Linked DNA regions of Homo sapiens: all the other regions are linked to region 1. The links are chromatin contacts, found by Hi-C or POLR2A ChIA-PET in ENCODE. All regions are on one chromosome and are shown on one strand. The core of a region is the stretch at or near the end of the contact, and the rest is flanking DNA. Distances in the headings are between cores, read along the strand shown.

Evidence for each region. A loop is a pair of places that touch in the nucleus more often than their neighbours do. ChIA-PET counts read pairs that join two places held with the same protein, here RNA polymerase II (POLR2A). Pooled maps may share reads with other maps.
Region 2: a map of B cell shows a loop between it and region 1 (26-fold over the local background). The contact joins the promoter of ZFP1 here to the promoter of GLG1 in region 1. A Hi-C loop is called at or near these places in 4 of 168 maps with a recorded cell type or tissue (B cell, CD4-positive, alpha-beta memory T cell and naive thymus-derived CD4-positive, alpha-beta T cell) and 11 of 50 pooled maps. POLR2A ChIA-PET finds 5 or more read pairs at or near these places in 1 of 52 experiments (T-cell).
Region 3: a loop to region 1 is called in a map of naive thymus-derived CD4-positive, alpha-beta T cell, with 16 times the contacts of the local background. The contact joins the promoter of CFDP1 here to the promoter of GLG1 in region 1. A Hi-C loop is called at or near these places in 2 of 168 maps with a recorded cell type or tissue (both naive thymus-derived CD4-positive, alpha-beta T cell), 1 of 37 single-sample maps with no recorded cell type and 10 of 50 pooled maps. POLR2A ChIA-PET finds 5 or more read pairs at or near these places in 2 of 52 experiments (OCI-LY7 and activated CD4-positive, alpha-beta T cell).

The regions. Positions count from the first base shown.
Region 1 is chr16:74,605,801-74,608,500 of GRCh38, forward strand. It overlaps GLG1 (golgi glycoprotein 1), which reads right to left and starts at 1,314. Exons shown (of 26, transcript NM_001145667.2): 1 at 857-1,314. The coding sequence starts at 1,294. RefSeq lists silencers at 885-1,064, 1,295-1,484.
Region 2 is chr16:75,147,252-75,149,951 of GRCh38, forward strand. It overlaps ZFP1 (ZFP1 zinc finger protein), which reads left to right and starts at 1,273. Exons shown (of 4, transcript NM_153688.4): 1 at 1,273-1,392. RefSeq lists an enhancer at 1,084-1,133 and a silencer at 1,494-1,863.
Region 3 is chr16:75,432,190-75,434,889 of GRCh38, forward strand. It overlaps CFDP1 (craniofacial development protein 1), which reads right to left and starts at 1,314. Exons shown (of 7, transcript NM_006324.3): 1 at 1,100-1,314. The coding sequence starts at 1,163. RefSeq lists a silencer at 750-989 and enhancers at 1,300-1,809, 1,353-1,920.

The DNA of each region.
Region 1 (2,700 bases), core at 64-2,563:
CTAATTTTATATACCTACACCTCTGGAAAAAGTTACTACTGTCAGATTTGCTCCCAAACTTTGAGAATTGTCATTATGGTCTGCAGCATTAAACCTAGATTATAAATTATCAATGTCACTTGATTATAAATTATCAATGTCACTCAACTGAATCACACCAAGCAACGACAAATGTAGATTTCATTAAGAGATACTGTTAAAATCACATTCAGACCTCAGAAAGGCAAGATCCCATAACCCAGTCACAAACACAGCTTCAAACGCTTCCCCAACTTTTCAAGCTTTGGGGCGCCAAGTCACTGGGAGTTAACAGCTTAAACATGGGGTTCAATACAACTGACCAAAGGAAGTGAAGAAAACAAAGCATACATTAATTTCAGCACCAAAAATATGGATTTGCGAATTACATCTACTGCTAATAAACAGATCATTCTTTACAGCCTAAGTACGCCAGGCATTTTTTTATGTTTAAATGGCTTGCCACAAATTGTCCTAGTCGAAACTGATGGCAAAATCCTAAACTGATCTTCGGCGAGGAGACACTCTGCATAGAGCATCACACAAAAGACAGGAGCGAACAGACACGCTCTGGGCCTCGGCGGATTGCGGCCAGGAGCCCAGGTTTTCGTCCCAGACCCCGGCAACAGGGAGGGAAATAAGGGCGGGGGAAAGAAGGAGTGGGAGTGGTATCCTTTTCCCTGAAAGCGCCTGGGAGTGAGGAGCAAAGAGGGAAGGAGCGAGTGCAGCACAGAGGAAGCAAGGAAAGCAGCCGACCGGCGTCAGCGGCTTCCAAGGCCGGCAACACCCTCGGGCCCGCACCAGGCCTGGCCCTCCCGGCTTCGTCCCACCTCCTCACCTCCCTCACATCCTGCAGGCACTCGAGCACCGCCAGGTTGTTGCTCCAGGTGTGCTTAGGGCACACGCGGGTCACGTCCTCCCTGCAGGACTCTTCCTCCGCCAGCTTCCAGCCCCCACCAGCCCCCGCTCCTCCCCGCCGGGCCGGAGGCCCACCCGCCGGGAAAGGCGGCTGCGGCGGCTGAGGCTGCTGTTGCTGTTGCTGCTGCTGCTGTTGCTGCTGAAGCTGCGATGACTGAGGCAGCTGGGGCAGCTGCTGACCCGCCGGGCCGCCGCCTCCGGCCTGCCCTACGAAGGACACAAAGTTGGCCCCGGGACCCTGGCCCTGGCTGTGGACGCCCTGGCCGGGGAGTTTCTCGGCCCCGGCCGCGAATAGCAGCAGCAGATGCAGCGCCGCCGACAAGCGGAACATCCTCCGTACACGTCCACACGCCGCCATCTTGAGTCCGCGGCGAGCTCGACGCACTCGCCGGCGCCGCGTATTTAAATGAGGGGGTGGAGACGCTGGGCGTGGCAGCGTGGCCCTGCCGAGCCCCGCCCCGCCGGCGCCGACCCGCGAACCCAGAGTGGGGCGAAGGAGGAGGCCGTGCTGGAAACCGCACACACCCTGGACCGGCGGGCGGGAGAGCGGCGCTCCTTACCCGGGGGGGTTGCTGGGGTTTCTTAAAAAGCCCGGGCAGGGCGGCCTACTCTAATTCCATTTGCTGTCACAAAAAAAAAAATCAAGGGAATTGGGGTTGCCACAACCAAAATGGCCGGTAGAATATGTCGCCGGTTCAATGACTTGGAAAACAAAAACTTTATATGTAGAGGTGAACTTTGCACAACCAGGTGTATTACGGAATCGGAAAGCCTCTCCTTGTATCGCTCCCTCCTTCCTTCCTTCCTTCCATCTGCCTCAGAAGTCTTTCTTAGCCAAAGAGAGAGACAGCATTGAATAGGGTTAAGAGCATAAGTTCTGGGGTAAGAAAAAAAATTAAGGTTATAATCCTTGCTCTGGCAGGGTACGCAAGAGCTCAAATGTAAAGTACCATTGGCAAGATTCGAAATAATAATTTAAGTGCCTGGCCCACAACACTGAACTCAAAAAGTCACAGCCAGTATTGTTAATAAACTGGGAAGCCGTTTATGCATGAATCCTGATTTTAAGCCAGCATTTAGATTCATGTTTAAAGGATGAAAAAATAATAATAAAACACATCTTTGAGGACTCGGGTTAAGTCTGTGTGTCGGTAACTGTTCTCATTGACCTGCATGCAACACCGCAGGCACCCCACACTAGCATCCCCTCCCTGTCCTTAGGAGAGAGGATATGTTCCCAAAGCCTCTTCACATCCGCTGTGTAATCTGAGCCATGCATCAGGCCTGCGTTAGGTTCTCATTTAACTGAAGAATGGCACAGAGATGTTAACAGTTCTGCGTGGAGGGATTAAATGAGCTGCCCAAGAGGAACTCTGCCATCCTGTAGACAGCTAGGCTAGCCACCAGAATCCCTGGGGCTTCCCACCACCCTGGCGCACTTTCATCCCACTCTGTCCATGCACATGTTGGGGAATGAGGGCAGTTTGGGTTGTGTAATCTCCACTGGTCATTGTGTCCAAAAATGCGAATTACATCTACTGTAGTAAACAGACAGCTTCTGCTGTCCTGACCCGCAAATGAGCAGTCAAGACCAAGTTAGACATAACTAGAACCTGAAAAGTCAGGAGCTCAGGGAACCCAAAAGGAGCTCCTGAGACTGAAGATATTCTGTGAGTACAAATTACCCACTGTGGCTGACCCCAGGCCTCTATCATGGGGAATGAGAGCTTGTTGGCATCTCCACCAACGGTCACCTTTGCTACT
Region 2 (2,700 bases), core at 23-2,522, 540 kb after region 1:
TGTAAGCTATGGACTTTGGGTGCCAATGATTTTGTTTTTTAATTTATACTTTTTGAGACAGGGTCACCCAAGCTGGAGTGCAGTGGCACAATCTTGGCTCACTGAAACCTCAGCCTCCCAGGCTCAAGTGATCCTCCCACCTCAGCCTCCCGAGTAGCTGGGACTACAGGTGCGTGCCACCATGCCCGGCTAATTTTTGTATTTTTTTTTTTTTTTTAAGAGATGAGGTTTCACCATTTTGGCCAGGCTGGTTTCAAATTCCTCGGCTCAAGCAATCTGCTTGCCTCAGGCTCCCAAAGTGCTAGGATTACAGGTGTGAGCCACTGAGCCTGGCCAGGTGCTGATATTTAACTGTAGGTTCACCAATTGTAACAAATACACTGTTCTGGTGTGGGATATCAACTTTGGGGAGGTTGTGTGTGCTGGGGGGACATGGGTTATATGGGAATTCAATGTATTTTCTGCTCAAATTTTGCTGTGAACCTAAAACTGTTCTAAAGGATGAAAGGAACTGAGGGTGAAGGGAAATGGGAAGATGGTGGTCAAGGGGTACAAAGTCTCAGTTATGCAAGATGAGTAGTTCTGGGGAGATGCACAGCTATGTGACGATAGTTGACAATATTGTGTACTTGAAATTTGCTAAGAAGATAGATCTTAAGTGTTCTCATCAGACAAATAACTATGTGAGGTGATGCACATGTTAATTAGCTTGATTATGGTGAATATTTCACAAATGTAGATATCAAGTTGTACATCTTAAATATATAGATCTCAACAAATATATATACCTCAACAAAGTGGCCTGGGAAAAAAGGGAAAAAAGCTAGTTGCAGCACATGATACCTTTATGGCCAGTTTTGTAACAACAACAAAAAAATCAAAGTGCGAACTTAATGTTATACGCAGTTAATCTTTAGAAAGTGAGATTATGGATACTTTATTTTGTACATATATTCTAATTAAATACAGTTATAGATTATTTGTGTAATGTTTAAAAGCCAAGTTGTTGTATTTAAGGGGGAGGTGGTGAATTGTAGTTCACGACCCACTCTGGGAAAAAAGAAAACAGTGCAGGCTAAGGAGATTATTTTGGTCGGCTCATCAGACCGCCTAACAAGGCGAAGACTTTCCTGAGAGTCCCTAAAGCCGCGGCCCCGGAGGCTTGTGGGAAATGTAGTCCCGAACGTGGATGGTCCACCCCTCCGAGGACCCTGGGAACGGCCCGCGCCCCTGTTTCTGCGCATGTGCAGTGCTGCGAGCGCGCCGGTGGCCGCCCTTCCCCCACCACCAGCGGCGAGTGGGTGACAGAGCCCCCGTCTCCGCGCGTCTTCGCCGCCCTGCGCCGTGACCCGCTGTGGCACTGGGCCACGAGTGGAGGCTGCGCCCCTCCAGGTACGAGAGGGGCTTCCAGGTAGCTCCGCGCGGCCTGGGGCCGAGGGGAAGGAGATGAGGGATGGGCTCGTGCCCGCGCAGGGTGGGAGCCCAAACTTCGGCTACTCGTAGGCGGCAGTGACCCTCAGGGCGGCGTCCGGGGTTGCCCGGCGCTCGCCTCTGAACGGGGCCGGCGGGGCACGCCTGGCCGAACGTGCGGGGGCGGGGACGGCGGAGGGAAGGGCGGCTATGAGGCTTCGCCTTCTTCTCTTTGTCAGGAGATGCGCCTCAGACGGGCGGCGAAGGGCTCGGGCCGCGCGGGAGCGAGTTCTGGAGCCCCGGCGGGCGCGCGCGCGCGGGACGAGGCCCCGCCGGGGCGTGGTGGGGGCGTGGCCTGACACACCTGGCCACGCCCCGATGCCCGGTGCCTCGTGGGTGGAGGAAGGACTGGAGCCTGGTCAGTTGCCGGTGGTGAAGGAGAACCGTGATCCCTTTGTCAGAGGGTCTTCAGTGAGGTGTTCCCCTGATCCTCGCATCCACCCCGTGACTTCCAGCGTTATCATCTCCGTCGCTATCCCAGGAACACGGGAGGTTCAGAAGGGGAAAGTGATTTCCCTAAGGTCTCACAACCCGGTGGTACTTTATGTGAGCAGCAGATATTTTTTCATTTATCTTTTGATTTTACTCGCTGGTAGATTTTGCCATGTATACGTTTTGACGTTTTAAATTTCTCTCGGGTGGAATTTACTGTTCTTTCCGTTTGGGGCACCCAAAATTCTTCACTACTTTGAAATACGAAAGTTTTCCCATGATTCTGGTGCAGTCACGCTCTGCGTAACAGTGTTTCTGTCAACGAGGGACCTCATGTAAAATGGTGGTCCTATGTGATTGTAATACTATATTTTTGTATTGTACCGTTTCTTTTCTTTACTTTCTTTTTTTTTTTTTTTTTTTTGAGACGGAGTCTCGCTCTGTCGTCCAGGCTGGAGTGCAGTGGCTTGATCTCGGCTCACTGCAACCTCCGCCTCCTGGGTTAAAGTAGTGCTCTGCCTCAGCCTCCCGAGTAGCTGGGATTACAGGCGTGAGCCACCGCGTCCGGCCAGACACAATTTATTGATGTAACTGTTCCTCTAAATACTACTTTAACTACATCACTCAAATTTTTATATCTTGTATTTTCTTTTCTGTTGTTGTTGTTTTTGAGACTGAGTCTCACTCTGTCACCCAGGCTGGAGTGCAGTGGCACTCAGCTCACTGAAACCTCTGCCTCCCGGGTTCAAGCAGTCCTCCTGGCTGGGATTACAGGCACCCGCCACTACACCTGGCTGA
Region 3 (2,700 bases), core at 64-2,563, 830 kb after region 1:
ATGAGCCACCGCGCCAGGAATGGAATGGCTAGTTTTCAACGTGCCTTTTAGAAATACTTCACTAGCCGGGGCGCGGTGGCTCATGCCTGTAATCCCAGCACTTTGGGTGGCTGAGGTGGGAGGATCACTTGAGCCCACGAGTTCGAGACCAGCCTGGGCAACATAGCAAGATGCCATTTCTAAAAAAAAAAAAAAAAAAAAAAATTTAAAAAATTAGCGGGCGTGGCAGCCTGCACCTGCAGTCCCAGCTACTCCAGAGGCTGAGACGGGAGGATCGCTTGAGCCCAGGAGTCTGAGGTTGCAGTGAGCCAAGATCGCATCACTGCACTCCAGCCTAGACAACAGCAAGACCCTGTCTTTAAATAAAACAGAACAGAACAAAGTAAAACAAAGAGAATAGGGACGACTCCTGGGTTGTGTTTTGTTAGTCTGTTTGTTTCTTGTTTGTCTAGTCTTTCAACTGAAGATGTGAATGGGTGAAGATACTTTCAACGAGACGGTTTGTCTGGGGAAGACCAAGAAGGGGGAACAGAAAGATTTCTTCAGTAAGATTCATTCTCACCCCGTTCGGGTTGAGATCCCTAAGGAAAGAAAGTTCTGAGAGGAGAGGATGGGTGGACGTCACAATGAGGCAAAAAGCATCAAAGGGGGAACTTTCTATCAGAACTTTCTAACAACCAGGCGGAGAGCGGACAGCTCTATCTTGGACGGGGTGGTGGCCAGCAGCTCTCTCGGGCCAGGGCTGAAAAAAACCTCCAAGGCTCGGACTGCCGCCCCGACTTCTGAAGCAGCGGTGTCGTTCGGGGCTGACCGACGAGCGTCCCTAGCGACAAGGGGCCGTGTCCATGTGCCGGTTCCCGCGCTGCAAGAGGGGGCGGCGGCCGGAGCTGCCCAACGGGAGGGGAGCACAGAACCGCCACGCGCACACGCCTCGGGCCGGAGCGGCCGAGGATGAGGGGCCTGAGGGAGCGGACGCTCGAGAACAGGAGCCCCCCTGGACCACCTGGGCCACAGGGCAGACGCCCGCGGGGGCAGAGCGCGCCTCACGTGAGGCGTGGGGCGGGGCAATTCGCTTCTCGCCTCAGGCGGAATCGCTCACCCGACGGCACGTAGTCCTCGTCCTCCTCCGACGTAGAGAAGTCTTCGGAGTCGAATTCCTCCATGTTGCTGCCGCTCGACGCTGGTCAAACTCACAAGACCGCAGCAGCCGCCTCCAACGGCAAAGCTCTAGGGAGAGACCATAGAGCCCCGGCGGCGGCGACGGCAGCTAGGGCGGCCCCCGACAGCGCTTTGCACATGCGCAGAGAGTACTACGTGGTTGCCCTACGACACTTCCGGCCGATGCCTCCGGGCTGGCGTCCCTGAAGCCCTCGCTGGGAGCCCGAACCCGCCCGGACGCGGTGCATGCTGGAACTTGTAGTCTTCGGCGCTGCCTCGCCGCCTTAATATAATAAACCTGCTTAAATAAAATTACATATCTATGGAAATACAGGTGACCTTCATTAATCATTAATTCGTAATGCCAAATTCACTTACTTGCTAAAATGTATTTGTAACCCTAAAATCAATCATCACGGTACTGTCTGGGGTTCTTCCCGGGCATGCGCAGAGGGTGAAAATTTGGAGTTGGCGGAGGTAAGGTTCCCAGCTGAAGTTTGAACTGGGAGAAGCGCCGCCTTCTAGTCGCAGCTCCTGTGCTGTAAACAAAGAGTCCTTTCCGCAGTCTGTTTACTGACACTTTTTTTTCTGCTTTTTGTGGGTGGTTTTGCTTTCTAAAATGGCCCCCAAGCGTAGTGCTTAAGCTCTGCCCAGTGTTCCTAAGCGAAAGAAGACCGTGATGTGCCTTACGGAGAAAGTCCGCGTGTTGGATAAGCTCCAATCAGGCATGAGTTACAGTGCTGTTGGCCATGAGCTCAATGTTAACGAGTCGACAATCCGGTACATCAAGAAAAAGGAAAAGGAAATTCACCGATCTGTCCGTGAGGCCGCTCCGGATAGTGCTGAAGTGACCTCCATCGTGCGTGATGAAGCTATGACAAAGATGGAAAAGATGGAAAAGCGGCTAAATTTGTGGATTCATGAGATGTCAATCGATTAAAAAAAACATAGTGGACAGCATTGTGGTGAGGCTGAAAGCCAAAGATATCTGTGGTCACGTTACCCAGAGTCAAAGAAATGCTAAGCCCTTCTCGGCGAGTGCTGGCCGGCTCGCGCGTTTCAAAAGGCGATACGGGGTGAAAAATGTTAAACTTGCAGGTGAGGCGAGCTCTGCAGATCAGGAGGCTGCGGAAGAATTTTAAAAATACTTGCTAAGTGTTATACAGGAAAAGGGTTATGTGAAAGAGCAGGTTTTCAATGCGGATGAGACTGGCTTATTTTACAAGGATGTTGGCAAACGAACCTATATAATGCAAACGGCCTCCAAAGCCCCTGGCTTTAAATCATGCCAGGATCATGCACCCTTGTTATTGTGCGCCAATGCCAAGAGCGACTAAAGTGCAAACTCCTAATGGTGTAAAGAACCCAAAATCCACAAGCACTTAACGGGAAATACGTGAACCATCTGCCAGTCTATTGGAGGTGGAACAAAAAAGTGTGGATGATGTCTGATTGGTTCCACAACTGCTTCATCCCAGAAGCTGAACACTGTCTCCAGGGCAGAAACCTTGCCTTCAAGGGTTTTTTGTTTTGTTTTGTTTT